Linked DNA regions of Homo sapiens: region 2 is linked to region 1. A link is an interaction called in ENCODE POLR2A ChIA-PET data of the cell type or tissue named here. Cell type or tissue: OCI-LY7. All regions are shown on one strand. Links, peaks and the distances in the headings refer to the core of each region. The heading gives the core; the rest is flanking DNA. Region 1 overlaps FHIP1A (FHF complex subunit HOOK interacting protein 1A). Region 2 overlaps FHIP1A (FHF complex subunit HOOK interacting protein 1A).

The links. ChIA-PET counts read pairs that join two places held together with the same protein. Peaks named below come from ENCODE experiments on the same cell type or tissue, not always from the same donor. Only the 100,000 strongest peaks of a DNase experiment are listed, where the experiment ranks them.
Region 2: POLR2A ChIA-PET joins it to region 1 with 5 read pairs; 2 of 35 experiments call an interaction of 5 or more read pairs at or near these places.

The regions. Positions count from the first base shown.
Region 1 is chr4:151,619,139-151,623,138 of GRCh38, reverse strand. The region is part of intron 7 of FHIP1A (FHF complex subunit HOOK interacting protein 1A); the gene reads right to left. Among named protein-coding and RNA genes, the nearest start is that of GATB, 140 kb to the left of the region's middle. In OCI-LY7, for the core only: no CTCF peak of the experiment used is centred there; no DNase peak of the experiment used is centred there.
Region 2 is chr4:151,557,506-151,569,274 of GRCh38, reverse strand. It overlaps FHIP1A (FHF complex subunit HOOK interacting protein 1A), which reads right to left. Exons shown (of 14, transcript NM_001109977.3): 4 at 2,911-3,137. The coding sequence starts at 3,015. Among named protein-coding and RNA genes, the nearest start is that of FHIP1A, 150 kb to the right of the region's middle. In OCI-LY7, for the core only: no CTCF peak of the experiment used is centred there; a DNase peak (open chromatin) is centred at 1,984; H3K4me3 peaks cover 1,467 bases; H3K27ac peaks cover 1,807 bases.

The DNA of each region.
Region 1 (4,000 bases), core at 1-4,000:
TGGTCCTATGTCCAATGGGCCGATGCTGCAACTAGCGTTGGCCAAGTTGAAGGGTTACTGCTTTCATCACATCCAAAGTTATTTTTGCTTGCTTATCATAAACCTCTCTCCTTGGAGGATTCAGCAAATGGCTACGTCTATAGCCTCCTTTCCTATACTATGTGTGCATAACTTGTACCCTACAGCTTCATTATGATATAATTTATTAGAGTATAATGCAGTATATGATCCATTATACTTGAACCTCATCTAATAAAGTTTAACTATTGAATACCCAAATAACCCATAAGAAAGGTAATTCATAGCATGGTCCTGAGGTAATAATTAACAAGGAAATATGGGGGCATTTTGGCTCAGAAACAAAGATCTGAGGGGTATTCCAAAGATCACTTGGTTCTTCTCTTTCTTGTTTACTAATTGTTCCACAGAGTCCTTTTTTGATTCAAACTTCTTGGTTACAATTTAAGAAACAATAAAAACAACATCACTGACCAGTTACTGAGCACCGAGTATGCAACTAAGGACTATTCGAAGCATATTGTTTCAGTTATTTGAGTCCCAACAATCTTATGAGAACTAACTCCAGATGGTCCAAGCAGAAAAGATACTTACTGAAGGGGTGTCTCACAGAATCACCAGAAGGCTGGAGAGACAGGCTTAGAAAGAAAAAGAGGTCTGGTGCTGGGCTGCCAAAACACAGACACCCACGACACCCTTCTTTCAAATTCAAACAGAGATTACACGGCTTCTTTCAGCAACACAGCTTAGTCGAGGCTCATAATCTTTTGCATCAGAAGAAAGTACTCCTCATTATAAAGGGAGATTCCACCTGCTGTAATTTAAATTGTACCTTACCCTGCCCTCATCTTAATAAGTGGTGATGGAGAAATGCTGTCCCCCCAAAACTCAACTTTCCTATTCCAGAATTCTTATTAAACCTCTCAGACTCCCCTTTTCTAGGCTGTCAGTTCCCCTTCTCAGTTTTCATAATACACATATTCATCCTTTAAGATTGCAAACTTACTGCAGAAATGACTACAACTGACCTGCAACATGAATTCTCAAAGGACCTGATGCACCACCAGGTACTCAGAGTAATCAATAAATGTGTCAAGATGGAAATCAGCAGCCCTGTTACTAATAAAAACACTGGATTTCCAACAGCCCATGTTGGGGATGCCTTCCTTAGCAGGGTAGTTATATTAATTTTACAATGCCTGAACAGCAGGGGAAATTTTCCATTTATAGTGAATAACATTTCATTGAAAATGCAGAGCGTAACTCATTCCATGCTCTTCAATTATGGCAACCTCGAAAAGTGATCCACTGGAAAAAAAAAAAAAGAAATGCTTCCTCAGGCTTCTCCCTATTTATCTTCCTGATTAATAAGACAATACTACTGAATGCTGATGAGACTGACTTTAAAACCCACAGTAGAGGGGAAATGGTCCATGGGCCAGAACCCCAACCAGCAGCTTCTCTAGAATGAAGTATCTGAGAACCACTGCAAAAACGCAGCATCTAATGCCTGCCATTCCATTCCACGCAACCCCCCCAACTCCTCCCCCACGCACCCCCCACCACCCCCTGCCACACACACACAATCTCCCTGATGGGTTAAATGTATCATTCGGCAGTGGAATTTAAGTTTAGACCAATTTTCCTAGACACTCAAACTGTAACAAAGTAACAAAGCAAGCTCTGATGATAAAAGACAGATTTCACTCCTAGCTTATTTTCCATGAGCACCGGAAAGACCTCAATACAATGGGAAGGCAGAAAACACACACATATCTGCCCAAACAAATTCAATAATTGCAGTTATTCTGTTCGTTTCTCTCTGTTGTCCCAGACCTGCACATCATCTGGCACTGGATAATCACAGAGGAGCATCCCATCAGAATGATTCCTGCTTTACCTCACCTGAAACGCAAGTCAGACACAAAAATGAGGGGACAGCAAGCCCTCAAAAAAAACTTAGTGTGCGGTGAGAGAAAATTTAGCAAGAAGATAAAATAAACAGACTAAACTCCTTCTCTGTTTTCCTTGCTTTTTGGTTTTCTTACTTGAAGAAAATCTTGCAGGGCCTTTGTTGCTGATAAATTTTTAATGTTCTCTTAGGATAGTGCAGGGAAAGAATAAAAGATTCACACCAACTTTCAGACCAGATCTTCCCTCCACTCTCTGCATTTGTTTCCAAGATGAATACCACCTGGCTGCCTTAGATAAGGTGGGGTTTTGTGTGGGGTTTTTTTTTTTTATTCTCGGTGTGTAGGGAGGGTGGGACCCTTTCTATCTTTTCATAATTCTGATGCTTAAGAACCCAATCGTTTGGTACCATTATCTCCCTCATGCACTTGTTGAAGTTAAAAAAAAAAAAAGATATCTAATTTTCCATTTCAAATCAGAGATCAATGTAAGCTTAATTTATAATGCTAATTTCCTTTCCTACAATGGAAGAGAAGTAATGGAGAGGTCAGGGATGAGGAGACTCTGTAGGACCTGTAGATCTACTCAGCCTCTGAAAATTTACTCTGTGCCTATTTGTGATAAGACAATGCATACAGTTTTGTCAGCTAACTTCTATTATTTTAAAAATATAAAACCAGGCAAGAAGAGCTATACTAGAAGAAGGGACAGAATCAGGTATGTCAGGGTCAAATGCTTAAGACGACCTCTAGGCTAGTTGAGACTGGCCTCTGAGCCACAGCCAGCCCATATAGGGCATTTCTGCAAATTAGAAATAGATCTCTTTGGGCAAAGTAGCCCCCCAAGCCCACAGTTTGGTAAGCAGATGGCTTGGCCAGAGAAGAAGGTGTCTTCTGCCAATTAGAGAAGGGTGCCTCTTCCTGTGGGTGGACACAGCCCCATGCCAGGACACAAAGTCTGGCAAATGGAACATGAACACCATCTCTCCTATCTGCACCCTCAGCAGGCTGCCCTTGTGCAGTAGACAACCTGCCCAACTCTATGCAGTGGCCCTGCAAAGCTTGTGCCTTTCCAATAATTATAATAATAGAAATTTCCAGTTTCCCATCAATGGAAATGAAATTTTGTTTACATGTAAGAAGCTTTGAGGTTTATGGCAGGCACTACTAAATGTCTCCCCAATATTTATTCTCCCTCTCTTCCTTGGGAATAAACCCTGACTTTATAATAAAAAACCACATTTCCCTGCTTCCTTTGCATCTAGATGTTACTATGTATGTTTTGGCTAGTGAGTTGTAAATAGAACTGGTGTGCAGAATATGAAAGGATCATTAAAGGGAGTTTTCTGTAATGTAAAGGGAGTTTTCTGTTATCCACAGCTAAACCTTAGGCACACCGATTCAGTGTTTTCTCTGAGTAAGAGAAATAAAATATGCTTTGTAAGTAAATTGCTATAGATATCTCAACCCCAGCAAACACTTAGAACAGTGCCTGGCATATATTGGGTGCTTAAAATATATATGTTGAATGAAATAATTAACAAATGAATGTTTTAGAACTGAAGAATACCAACTAACATTTATTCGCAGCCCATGATAAAGCAGAAATGTAACATCAAGTAACAAGTAATCTAGTAACATTCTCCCATTCAGTGTTTTCAAACTTTTTAACACTAAGACTCATCAAAATAAAAATATTTTACAATAATATCTAGTACTCACCATTACTAAGTGCAATGCACTCTGATATTTTCTATTTTATTCAACTTTAAATTGTGACCTACCAAATTGACTTCATGACTTACTCATGCAACAACTCAGTGTTTGAAATCTGTTTAAAAATATACACTAGACAGACTAACTTCTCTATTAGCTTTTCTGTTAACTAACCAATAAGAGACAACACTAACATTTAATTTTTTAAGTTAAAAACCAAAAATTGTTTTAATTTACTGGAAAAAAACAGTGGCACAAATGACCAAAACACTACTTATATTTTGTTTGCTATTTTTGTACAATAGTTAAATATGATCATGGATGTCTTGAGAAGTCTACAACATAAAGCAAGTAAT
Region 2 (11,769 bases), core at 1-4,000, 54 kb after region 1:
GCCAACACTTTTTGCTAATTTAACATTTAAAAAAGCATTACACTGGGCAGGTAACAGACACCTGGGCAAATAAAATGCTTCCCAGCTTTGTCTATGCCTCATTCCCTACCAGCCTTACAGGTTTTTCTTGGGTTGCCTCAGGTGAACCCAGGGGCTGCAGTCACAGTAGGCCTAGGAGCTTATGTCAAACTGGAGCTCTTTTCCCAATCCTCTGCAACTGCTCTTCACCCACCCCAGCCCAACAACTCACAGCCAAGAGCTAACGTATGAAACTCCAAAACAACAAATAAGTAGCATTCATTTCCCCCAGCTGAAGATCTCATTCCTTATCTTACTTTTGGTCCCACATCTCTGCCTGGCTCTGATTTTTTTGCCTTCCCCTCTTTTATATGTACCATCCAAAAAAGCTGAAATTGAGCATTTATTCCTAGTATCCATTCTCTGAAATATTATTTTCCTGTCTGTCATCAAAACCTTCCTTTTCCATAGCCAACGTAGCAAAATCTCACTTTCTCCATTCCCAGGCCATTTCCAGCCATAATAGCCCCTTCTCTTGACTTAATTCCTGTAATCATGGTTATTCATTTTGTAATAATGTATCTTGCATTGTCATCTGAATTAGCTTATACATTTTTTAAAGCCCAGACCAAGGCTTATACATTCTCAAGTCCCACGTGTGATGCCTACAGCGACATGCCTGGAGTGTGTGCTCAGTAAATCTCCATTGAACAATAACACTTTTACATTCACATAGATTTCTTCAACCAGCATTTTCATTCATAAAGATAACAGAAAGGCCCTCAAGAGCCTCTGTAGGCAGAGACTGAGAGCATTTTCCAGATTTATTTAAAAGGAAACATCAAGCCTAAAAAAAGGTTAAAAACACCTGTCCAAAGGTAAAGAAATGGCTGAGCCAACAGTAAGACCATGAGTGTCTCAACTTTATAAAAGAAAATATTTAACAACTAAACAGTATCCCCTATGACAAAGTTATCCTTACCTTCAACTCAAGACTTGTCTGCACTGAGAGTACTATGTATCTGTACTGTGCTTCAGAGAACCCAAAATGTGCAATAATACTGAAGTCATTTGTATTGTTATGGAAATGAATAATATGATTCTGGGACCAATAGTCTTTCAACAATGTGACACAATGTACTGGCACATTCCTCACATTTGGAGAAAGCCTGCCTGGGACAGAATCTGACAGGGCAGATGACCCACCTACATATAATCAAGAAGTTGATGATATATCATGTCTTTGGGAAGTGGCACAGAATACTAAATGGATCATATCACAGTTACCCCAGCAGAAATGATTATAATCAAAGGTATTATGCGCAAACGAATAAACAAAATGGGCTGGGAGCGAAGATTACGTAGTAAGATAGACTTCCTAAGCCTAATGAAATGACTGGAGCTGAAAATGTTCTCAGTTAAAAACATATGATTATGCACTAATAGATTTTTTAAATAAGCACAAATAAATAAATTAGTAATCATACAGACACTAATATACAAATGTATAATGTACGTTTTAAACACAAAACAGAAATTTGTAAAAGGTAAAGATAGAAACAGACCTTCTAAAATATTCTTCCTACACCCAATGAACTACTGGGCTCATTCCTTAGGATTCACCACCTCGCCTTGGAGATACTGCTTTAAAATATTTATAAAAGTGCAAAGCCAAAGGTTATTACTCTAATTATCTGGAAAACTCCTAAATTACTTTCTTCCCTTAACTAAAGCATATGTGCCCTAATGTCCATAGCAAATCCATTAAAATTCTAATGGTAAAAGGTCAGAGAATGCACAAAAAATCGGAGAAGGTTTATACTAGATAGTAACAAGAAGCTACAAAGTATAAACGGCTCAGAAGCAGAATTGATTTTGCTTGGTTTTGATCTAAACTGTGTCCCCTATAATTGCTGTGATTTACAGGCTCAGTGCTTTAACCAGTGTGCTGTTTCCGGCCACAAGAAGGAACTGGGTAGTCATTAAAAAACTGTCACATAAATAGCCACTTACCAGCTCACCTGGGGAGTGCAATGTTGGGCAAGTAGTAAAGAATGACAATTTTATTTATTTTACTATGTGTAAACTCCCTAAGGAAAGGGGCGGAATAGTAAATTTTCTGAACATTCAACCCTTAATTATCCACACAGCAGATCAGAGAAGTCAAAGTAAATAATCAAAAAAAATTTTATAATCACTTTGTAATGAAGACATATATTCAGGTATACTCAGGCGTTTTTCATTAAATTACACAGGGACCACCAGCCCCAAAATGGTAGAGCACAGAGATCAAACACACGAGCTTTGGAGTCAAGGCACCAAAGCCTAAGTAATGGGCTTAGTAACTTACTAGTTGTATAACCTTAAGCAAGTTATTTAACCTCGGTAATTTTCTATTCCCTCTTCTGTAAAATGAGGAAACTAACATCAGCTACCTTACAGGTTTGTGGACAAGATTAAATGACATAAGGCATTTGAAGTACTCAACAGAGTACTTGGTAAATGTTTAATAAATGTGTATTTTAGTATTATTAGAGCTTAAGAACTGGAAGGAAATCAGCAGGGAAGAGAGAGAGAGAGGATATAATTATGGTCAAGTATATTGCAAAGCGATATAAAAGTCACTTTAAAGAACAACTGCTGTTCTTCTAAAAATATCCAAGTAACATGCATGTACCCTAATTGCTTTTGTGAAAACCATGGTTTTTGACCAGATACCTATTCTAGGAAAGCAAGAAGAAAAAGTTACTTTTCTTCCTATCTGAAAGAGTTTCCCTCCCTGTGTTTCTAGCAATCTAGTTACCTATCACAGAGGTAGAAAACCCTGATTCAGTGTGATGGAGGCCCCTGGGGTTACTGAGACCAGCAAAAAAAGTGGAATTCATACATTACCTGTGCCCAGTGGTTTTTAAATACAATCATGCATGTTTCTGGGTCAACTCCCTGTAGGCTCACAGCCTGCTGGAGTTTGCTTTCTGTCGAAACCGATGACATCATAAGCCTTCATAAATCAATGCTTCTAAGTCATATTTAATTTTCATTAAAATTTGGTAAGCCGTCACTAACTTTCAAGTTTGAGAAATGTAACTTCTTCACATTTCATTGTCACCTTCCAAAACCTGTAATGGCAATAATAAAAAAATGAATTTTATTATGTTCATAAATTAAATAGGAAACTGACTATTAAATTTAAATCAAAGCTTAGACATTCTCAAAGTCCAACACAGAAAAAAATCTACAAAACAGATATTATACTCAATCTAAAGGCTCTCCTGTTTTCTCCTACTTTGCTACTAAAAATACAAAATAATAATGCTAGCTAAGATACATGAGTAAATGAAACAATTATTGGGTTTCTTCTCTCCACTACAACCAGCCACAACCCCCCAAAATTACTATTCTAAAGCACTCAAGCTCAAGTCTAGTTCCTAGAATCAAGTAAGAAACTATTAGGTTGGTGCAAAAGTAATTGCGGTTTTTGCCATTACTTTCAAGGGCAAAAACCGCAATTATTTTTGCACCAAACTATTATGATACCAGTGTTTGCAGAGTTTAAAAACACTCAGTAACAGGAAAACCATGAGTTAACAGCAAGAGAAATAAACGGCTTGATGCAACTTGGGGGAGGTGTTATAAAACAGCACCCAGATTCCTGGGTCTAATTTGATTGAATATTTTTTTAAATCAATGGCTGTCAGAATTGAAAGGATTCTCAATCATTTTGTGGCTATAAACTAGGTTAAAGTTTCTAGCTTTTCTGAAAAATAATGGAATTCCAAGTAACCTTGACAAATCAGAGATAGAAATGATCCATCAAAAACAAGATAGTGTTTATTAGGTGTGAGTGCAAGGTAGCACACTTACAAATGAAAAATGAAACATGGAAAAAATACAAAGAAATCCTGACTACCAGACAGCAAGTAGGGGAAAAAAGAAATTGAGGTCATAGAGTGTACGGTGAATATGATCCATTTGTGTGGCACTGACGAAAGCAGTAAGGCAGTGGTATTGTCTCACTAGTTTGATCAGCCCATAAAAGGACTGGGTATAATTCAAAATATTATTTTTTTTCGTGTACAGATTGGGAAGAGTTCAGAAAAAAAGTAATTACAACTACCAGAACCCTGGAAAACAAAAGCCATAATAAAAGTTTGTAGACTTGTAATGTCAAAAGAAAACAGGGGGTAGCCATTATCAACACAGTAATAGGAAGGGTATTACAAGGAGAACACCGATCGGCTATTCCTCCCTACAAACAGTAAGATGGGAGAAAGTGGGCTTCAGAGGAGACTCAGGGGTTAAGTTCCTTGTGGGGAGTAGAATTAGACACTGGAAAATAGTTTAGGAGTATTTAAAACAAGCACTTCTGTTAGTAGGAGGGCAACCATTCGACATGAAAAGGTCTTAGAAAGAATTTTTGGGACATAAGAACAGAACACTTGCAAGCATAGTACTGAGGAAAGAAACATTTTTGAAAAAGAATGGAGGAGGGTTAAGGTATATAGAAAGGACGACCTGTTAGAAGAAGTACACAAATCACATACTCCAGGAAAACTGCCTGTGTGTTTCTTCTACAGCTGTATTTTATTATGAAAATTGAATTCCCCAAACTAAAATTCCAAATACTACAAACTTGTTTTCAGTGGACACTGTCCAGTGGCAACCATAGTCCTTTGCTACTATTGGGTCCATCTGGTGTTTCAAACATCAAGAGTGGCTATCCCACATTTGCAGGGTACGCATTCTCCCGTCCCCACAGTCCCTGCCACTCCCTGTGATCTTACTGCCAGAACCTTCACCTCATTCAGGTTACCTCACTAGCCCTTATAAACATTTACATTTACAGCCTTGTTTTAAATGATAAGAGATAAAACAAGATTCTGAATCAACTTCCTTGTTATTCTACACACTACATTTCTGTGAAAATGTCAAGGCCTTTCATTTAGGTTACATAATGATCATAACGAAGAAAATCAAAGTTTTGTGTTATCCCAGAGATCGAAAAGCTACAAGACTCAGGTCTTTCCAGCTCCAGAATTCAAAGATTCTTCTTCAAAGGTATGAAAGGAACATACATCATGCCAATTGCTTCTAAATCAAAAACAGAAAGATATGCTAAGATCCTTCAAGTTAGTTTTCAGAAGGAATTTACATGCAATCTTCTCAGAAACGGTGAGAATGCAGTATAGACAGGATAAATAGCCAATGTCATGAGCTTACTAGTTTGCTGTTGTTGTTGTTTGTTGGTTGTTGTTGTTGTTTTATTAGAGACAGGGTCTCAATCCGTCACCAGGCTGGAGTGCAGAAGCCATCATAGCTCACTGCAGCCTTGAACTCCTGGGCACAAGCAATCCTCCCGCCTCAGCCTCCCGACTAGCTGGGACTACAGGCATGTGCCACCACACCTGTCCAATTTTTTTTTTATTTTTTGTACAGACAGGGTCTCCCTATGTTGCCCAGGCTGGTCTCGAACTCCTGAGCTCAAGCAATCCTCCCGTTTTGGCTTCCTAAAGGGCTAGGATTACAGGCATGAGCCACCATGCCCAGCACAAGTTAGTTTTGATAGAAATAGAATATAAATCTCTATATTCCCAGTCCAATGCTAAAACTCCCAAGAGAAGAACAGAGGACAGAATGGAGGCAAAAGCTGTAAGTAGGTAAAGCAGCTGCAGTCACTAAAATATGAGTCTGTCATGAATATGGCATCATCAGACGTTTCTCCTTTCTTTCCCTCTGCACTCTTCAGTCTAAGGTACGTGATGTCAAAAATGTTTCAAGTAAACCTTGCCACTTTTGGCACACATCCAGTCTGTTCTTCCCGTAAAGACACACATGCACATTGACTCAAATTTCATGCCTGAGAGAGAGCTCTACAAACCATTTAGATGCCAAGGAGTGATTTTTTTTTTATCTTTCTTCAAAAAAACCACCAACACAAAAAAAACACTCAAAGAACTCTGCAACAGTGGGTGCATGTAGGTGTGTGGTGTGGTTGAGTTTTTTGGTTGTGGTAATGGGCAAGAAAGAGATGAGCTGTCAAAATATATATACAATAGCTTGATATTTCAGCATAAATTCTACACTGCAAAGACAGAACTGACTATAGACATTATTGAGTGGCCATATTTATATCTCATTAATATTATATATAAAAATACTTTCCATCAATAAGGAAAGAAAAATTATATTAAATATTGTTAGAGACAGGGATAACTGGCCAAATAATTATATCTATTTTTATTTGCTGTTTTTCAAAAATATATTTATTTGACGATGCAAAAAGCAAAACATATGCTTCCACCTTACAGAATTATAAAATATATCATATAATCATAAAAGCTCAGATTCTAGCCATCTAAATCACACCTCTTTTCCAATGTAAAAATTTCTTCACTTTTTCCAGTGTAAAAACTTCATTCCCAGATAGACATCTTACCCAACTTCAGACTATTTGGACAGCTACAATAATTAGAAAAGCTAAAAATATGTCAAAATCGCATTTCCTCCTGAACTTTCAATAACTATATTTTGATATATCCCTTTCTCACTATCAGACTAAACTTAAATTATAAACATCTTGGCATTTAAATATTATCTCATACAATCCTTCAATTCTTTTATCTGTTTAAATAAATACTCTCTAATGATGAACTATTTTTAAAAATTCTTAAGGGAAAGAAATGGAATGGCCACCTTAAGGGGAGACGGAGCCAGAGGAACATTTTTATTGAAGGAAAAGTGATTATATTGGCAGGCCTAATGGGAATGAACCAATGAACATGGATAATTTGAAGATACAAGAAAAAGATTTTTGATGGAGCAAAAGGAGCAGAAGAAAGGTGAGATCAAGAACACAGGCAGGAGAGTGCTAGAGATAAAAGGGAGGCAAAGCCAAGTCTTTCACAGTGAGTTTCCAAACCAAAACCACTACCTTATACTTGATGGGAAGCACAGCTGGCTCCCTTCCTACCCCTCCTTCTTCATCCCTCCTGATATTACTCTGGTTGGTTTGTGGAAATGGCTAGAGAATATAGGTAGATTTAAAGTAGGGAACAAAGGGTAATGGCTAAGAGTTGTTGGCTCAGTCCAAGCCTGAAAGTCTAAAAATTTAAAGTCCCAACCTGGGAACCTGAGCTTTGAGCTAGGAGGCAGGGACCCAAAACTCTAGTTCTAGCTCTAACCAGCTGTGAAACCTTGAGTGAAAAATGGGACTCTTCTTTTGGAATGTCACTTAAGTAAGCAGTTACAACTAAAGTAGGATTTCTTAGGTCTCTTACAGCTTGAGTCATTATTTTATGTACTTTATCACAACTGTTATACCAATTGGAGAGGGGTAATCAGATAATCATTAAAGAAGGATGATGGCCTTTGTACAAAAATCTTTATAAGAAATCTAGTTGCAGATGGGATTCTTTTTACTACTAAGGCATATTTGACTTAAGGAACGTACAGCACAGGAATCAGCCACAGTAAATATAATTCCATGATTGAGGTTTTTTTTGTTTATTTCCTGAGCAACTGCCAATAGAAAAATTCATTGTTTGAGAATGTACTTTGGAATGCCCTGAATTGGCTGCTACTAAATACATAAAAAATATATAAAAAGTCTATTACTGTAAATGTGCTTATCATGTAAAATTCCATCTAAGGATGAAGACTCATCAAATATTGGGAACACCTTAAGAGAGGTGAACCTTGTGCCCTCAATTATAACTAATAGCAGTATTGAGGAGGGTGTTTCATTTTGGGTCAAATTACCTCAGACAACCTCTTCTTAGAGCCTCATAAAATCCTATTAAACCTAAATCCTCCCTGTGCTCTAATCTTCTGGCCCAGTTCTCTTTTCTCTCTCACCACAATATCACAGGGCAATGCTGGACTGCGAAAAATAAAGCAAGCATCTAATAGCCCCCTATTCTTCTGGACCTTGTGCTTAAGCCTCCCTCAATTTGCCATAGTTTAACTCCAGCTCATTCACTGTAAAACGTCCATCATTTCAGTAAATCAGAATCTTATTTCATTCCACCAACTTCTAGGTCACCAGTTAACACACAAAATGTGCACAAAGAAAATTCGGTCAATACACACATTCCAAATGGTTTCCAGCTTTGGAAAATACATGCTTCAAAACAGTAACAAGATACCTAAAACTTAATAATCCCACGAAACAATCCTACCTCGTTTTACACCTTAATTTCACAAGAACAGGCTACCAACTATGTCATACCCAAGTGCCATGCAACTGACTGATGAGCAGAATAAATGTGAAAAGAAAAATTAAAATATTCAAATTCCTATCTGAAATTTGTTTTTGGACTTAATTTTAAAGCTATTTAGGAAACTAAGTAGATCAATTATACCTCGATAAAGCTTAAAATTAAAAAAAATTTAAAGAAGAAACTAAATCCCTATAGGCAAGGATTTAGAATGTAAAAATTATGTATTTTGAAATTTATAGCAAGTATTGAGATATCAGCTCCTTGGCGATTGAACAGAAAAGTTTCTTATACACATAGGGTGATTTGTTGAAACCTAAAAATTGGACCATTCTTGGGGAAAGTCTCCCCACCAACCCAACTGATCACTGTACTCTTGATAGTATACACCATCCTTTCACATCACTATTTTGTTGAAAGCTATTAAGAAACAACTTGTTTAAGATTCTTGCCACAAAACCCTAAAAGTTGACTAAGGTAAACGCAGAAAAAAATGATCTGACAAGTTCTATAGGGTAGAACTTGAAAGGCGAGACTTGAAGTAGATGCTCTGAATCTTTCTAAGAAGAACCCTCTCACTTCATAAAGTTATATTCAAAAAATGTTCCTGGAAAAAAAACAGAAATGTAAGTTTTTGTCTTGGTCATGTTCTCTGGAAGAGTAGGTACCTTTGGCAAGTGATGTTGTTTAGTCTAATACCTGTATCTACAGTTTTGTCAATCAGAATTAGTTCCCCACCCAGTGCTTTAAATCCCTTCATGTGAACATGTGCAGCTTTGCAACCTGTAGTGTTATCCAGATGATGTGATGCTTACCTTTTGAAACGTAAAAACCAATCTTTCAAAAAGGTTCTTTATCTACATGATATAAAAGTACTAAGTGTAATTAGTGAAATAACAATAAAATTCCATATACATCCATGAATCTCATAAACTGTGGGCATATTTTTCTGAAGAGAGGTGGCTGTAGTTTTCAGCCAATTCTATAAAGGGTCCATGAGGTGCCCCGCTTCAATAAAGTTTAAAACCCACTTTAAAGATGCATTCATGGTAAAACCATTGAGAATCGAGTCCCAAAACAGGCTAATAGCCAGTTCACATTCTCATGGTATTACTGAAGATGTAGTTGTGGAATTTTGTGACTTCTGTGATAACAAAAAGTTCTGCTATGAACAGAGCAGAAGTAAAAAGAACTCATCTCATGAAAGTCACACAGATATCATGGAGTCTGACTCAGACTATCAAGTCAGAGTCAGACACATTCTCTTAGCCACCAATAACTCTCTATCTATAGCTACTAATTACACTAGTACCTTGCAGCATTGTTTAAATGGTAAATGATTGAAAAGACCCTACATATCCATCAATACTGGTTTGGTTATATAAACGACAGCACTTCTATGTAATGGAATACTATGTTACAATTATAAAAAAGATACAGCTCTTAATGTACTGATAGGATAAGGCTGCCAAAATATATACAGAACAGCAAGTATAGTATGCCACGATTTGTGTAAGAAGAAAAGCAATGTATTAGCCCATATGATTGTAGATGCATAGAAGATTTCTAAGAAGATACACAAGAACTCTTAAGGTGGCTGAGTCAGCACAGGGCAGTGGGGGCTGGGGGACAGCTGAAGAAAGAAGACTCACTTTTCAAACTGTACCTTCTTTGACTTTTTGAACTTTGTACCATATTTATGTACTACTTAGCAAAAACATTTTTTATTTAACAAAATAAAAGCAAAAGAACAACTTAAATAAAAGGAAAAGGACTTGCTATGTCTACCATAAGTATAGCAATGACAACATATTTGAAGTCTCTTCTGAGTCTCAATATGAAAGGAAAGTACCTGCACGATGAGTATAGCCTGATGGGTATGAGTAGGGATAAAAGAGTAGCTTAATACAATATGCTATTTGACTCCATCATAATGACTACCAAATGTCTGAAAGATATTTAACAGAAAACATATAAAGGAAAACCAACTGCATCTGTACCTAGAAGAGTTGTTAACTTCCAATGGAATAAATATATACAAAAATAACATATCAGGAAAATGTAAATAATTCACAGAAGAGTGGTAGTCTTATTTTCAGAAGCACTTTTTAAGTGGTTGTCTTAATATTATTGTTGCACAATACTCAGTGAATTAAATTTATGCAATTTACCTTCAGTCTAAGTGACTAGCTCTAGGAATTTGTAAAATTAATCTTTTGCCAAAGTTTTTGTCAGTCTAGATCAGTGGTTCCCCAAATGTGGTCTGAGGGACCCTAGGGTTCCCCAAAACCCTTTCAGGGAGCCTCAATGGTTCTCAACAATTTTTTCTAGGACCTCTTTTTAAGGAACAACGAAATCGGTCAAAGTAAATGTAGCTCACTACGAAGATTTCTCATATCCAGAAAAGCTTCCTGCACTCAGCTTACCATAACTTCACTTAAGCAGTTTGAGCACTATTCACTGCAACACTTTTTCTGTTTGTTTGTTTTGTTTTGTTTTGTTTTGTTTGAGACAGGATGTTGCTCTGTTATCAGGCTGGAGTACAGTGACGCATCTCGGTTCACTGCAACCCCTGCCTCCTGGGTTCAAGCGATTCTCATGCCTCAGCCTCCGAGTAGCTGGGAATACAGGCGTGCACCACCACGCCTGGCTAATTTTTGTATTTTTAGTAGAGACACGGTTTCACTATGTTGGCCAAGCTGGTCTCGAACTCCTAAGCTCTAGTGATCTGCCCGCCTCAGCCTCCCAAGGTGCTTGGATTACAGGTATGTGCCACTGCACCTGGCTACACCACAACTCTAAAATTGGCTTTTCTTATGAGATTGTTTTTCTACTCGTACAAAACCTATTCTCTCCAACTAAGATTTATTCTGAAAACTAAATATTATTATGCACCTGTAAATAAGTTTCTTAGACTTCCTCTTTAAAATATTGCACTCATTAATGGCAGATCTAACTGCTTTGAAGCTTTCATTTTGTCCCAAGCATCATTTTGTGAAATTCTGACAAGATTGTTTACCCCTGAATAAAGCAGTACTGTATCTCACTCAACAAAGAATACATTCTCAATGTCTCTCCCTTATATATAGAACAACATACACTGTAGCACACGCACATACACGTGTAAGTCTAGCTCAGCATACAGATGTAAATAATAATCAATAGTTGTTGCCTTTTCAGAGACCCTACAATAGAAAAAGCCTCGTGTCACCTTCAATTAGCAAAGGGTAAAGGAGGATCTAATTTCTGCTTGGAGGTCCAGAATTTAGGCTTACCATGCTGTACTTCCAAGAAATAAAAGTAAAAGCTGAAACAACTTATACTGAGCAACTTCTCTGCCACAGCAAAGATGGCTTATTGACTGGATGGCCGCCACCCCTCCAAGCAGAGAAGCTGTCTCTATGGGGAGGAATGCATTAATTTATCCAAAAGCCTCCAGAAGCAAGTGGGTAGATCACAACTCTCCCATATTCTGCTTCAATTCATCTACACTTTCCTCTAGAGTGACTGGCATAGACTTGAATGGTTTCAGGCT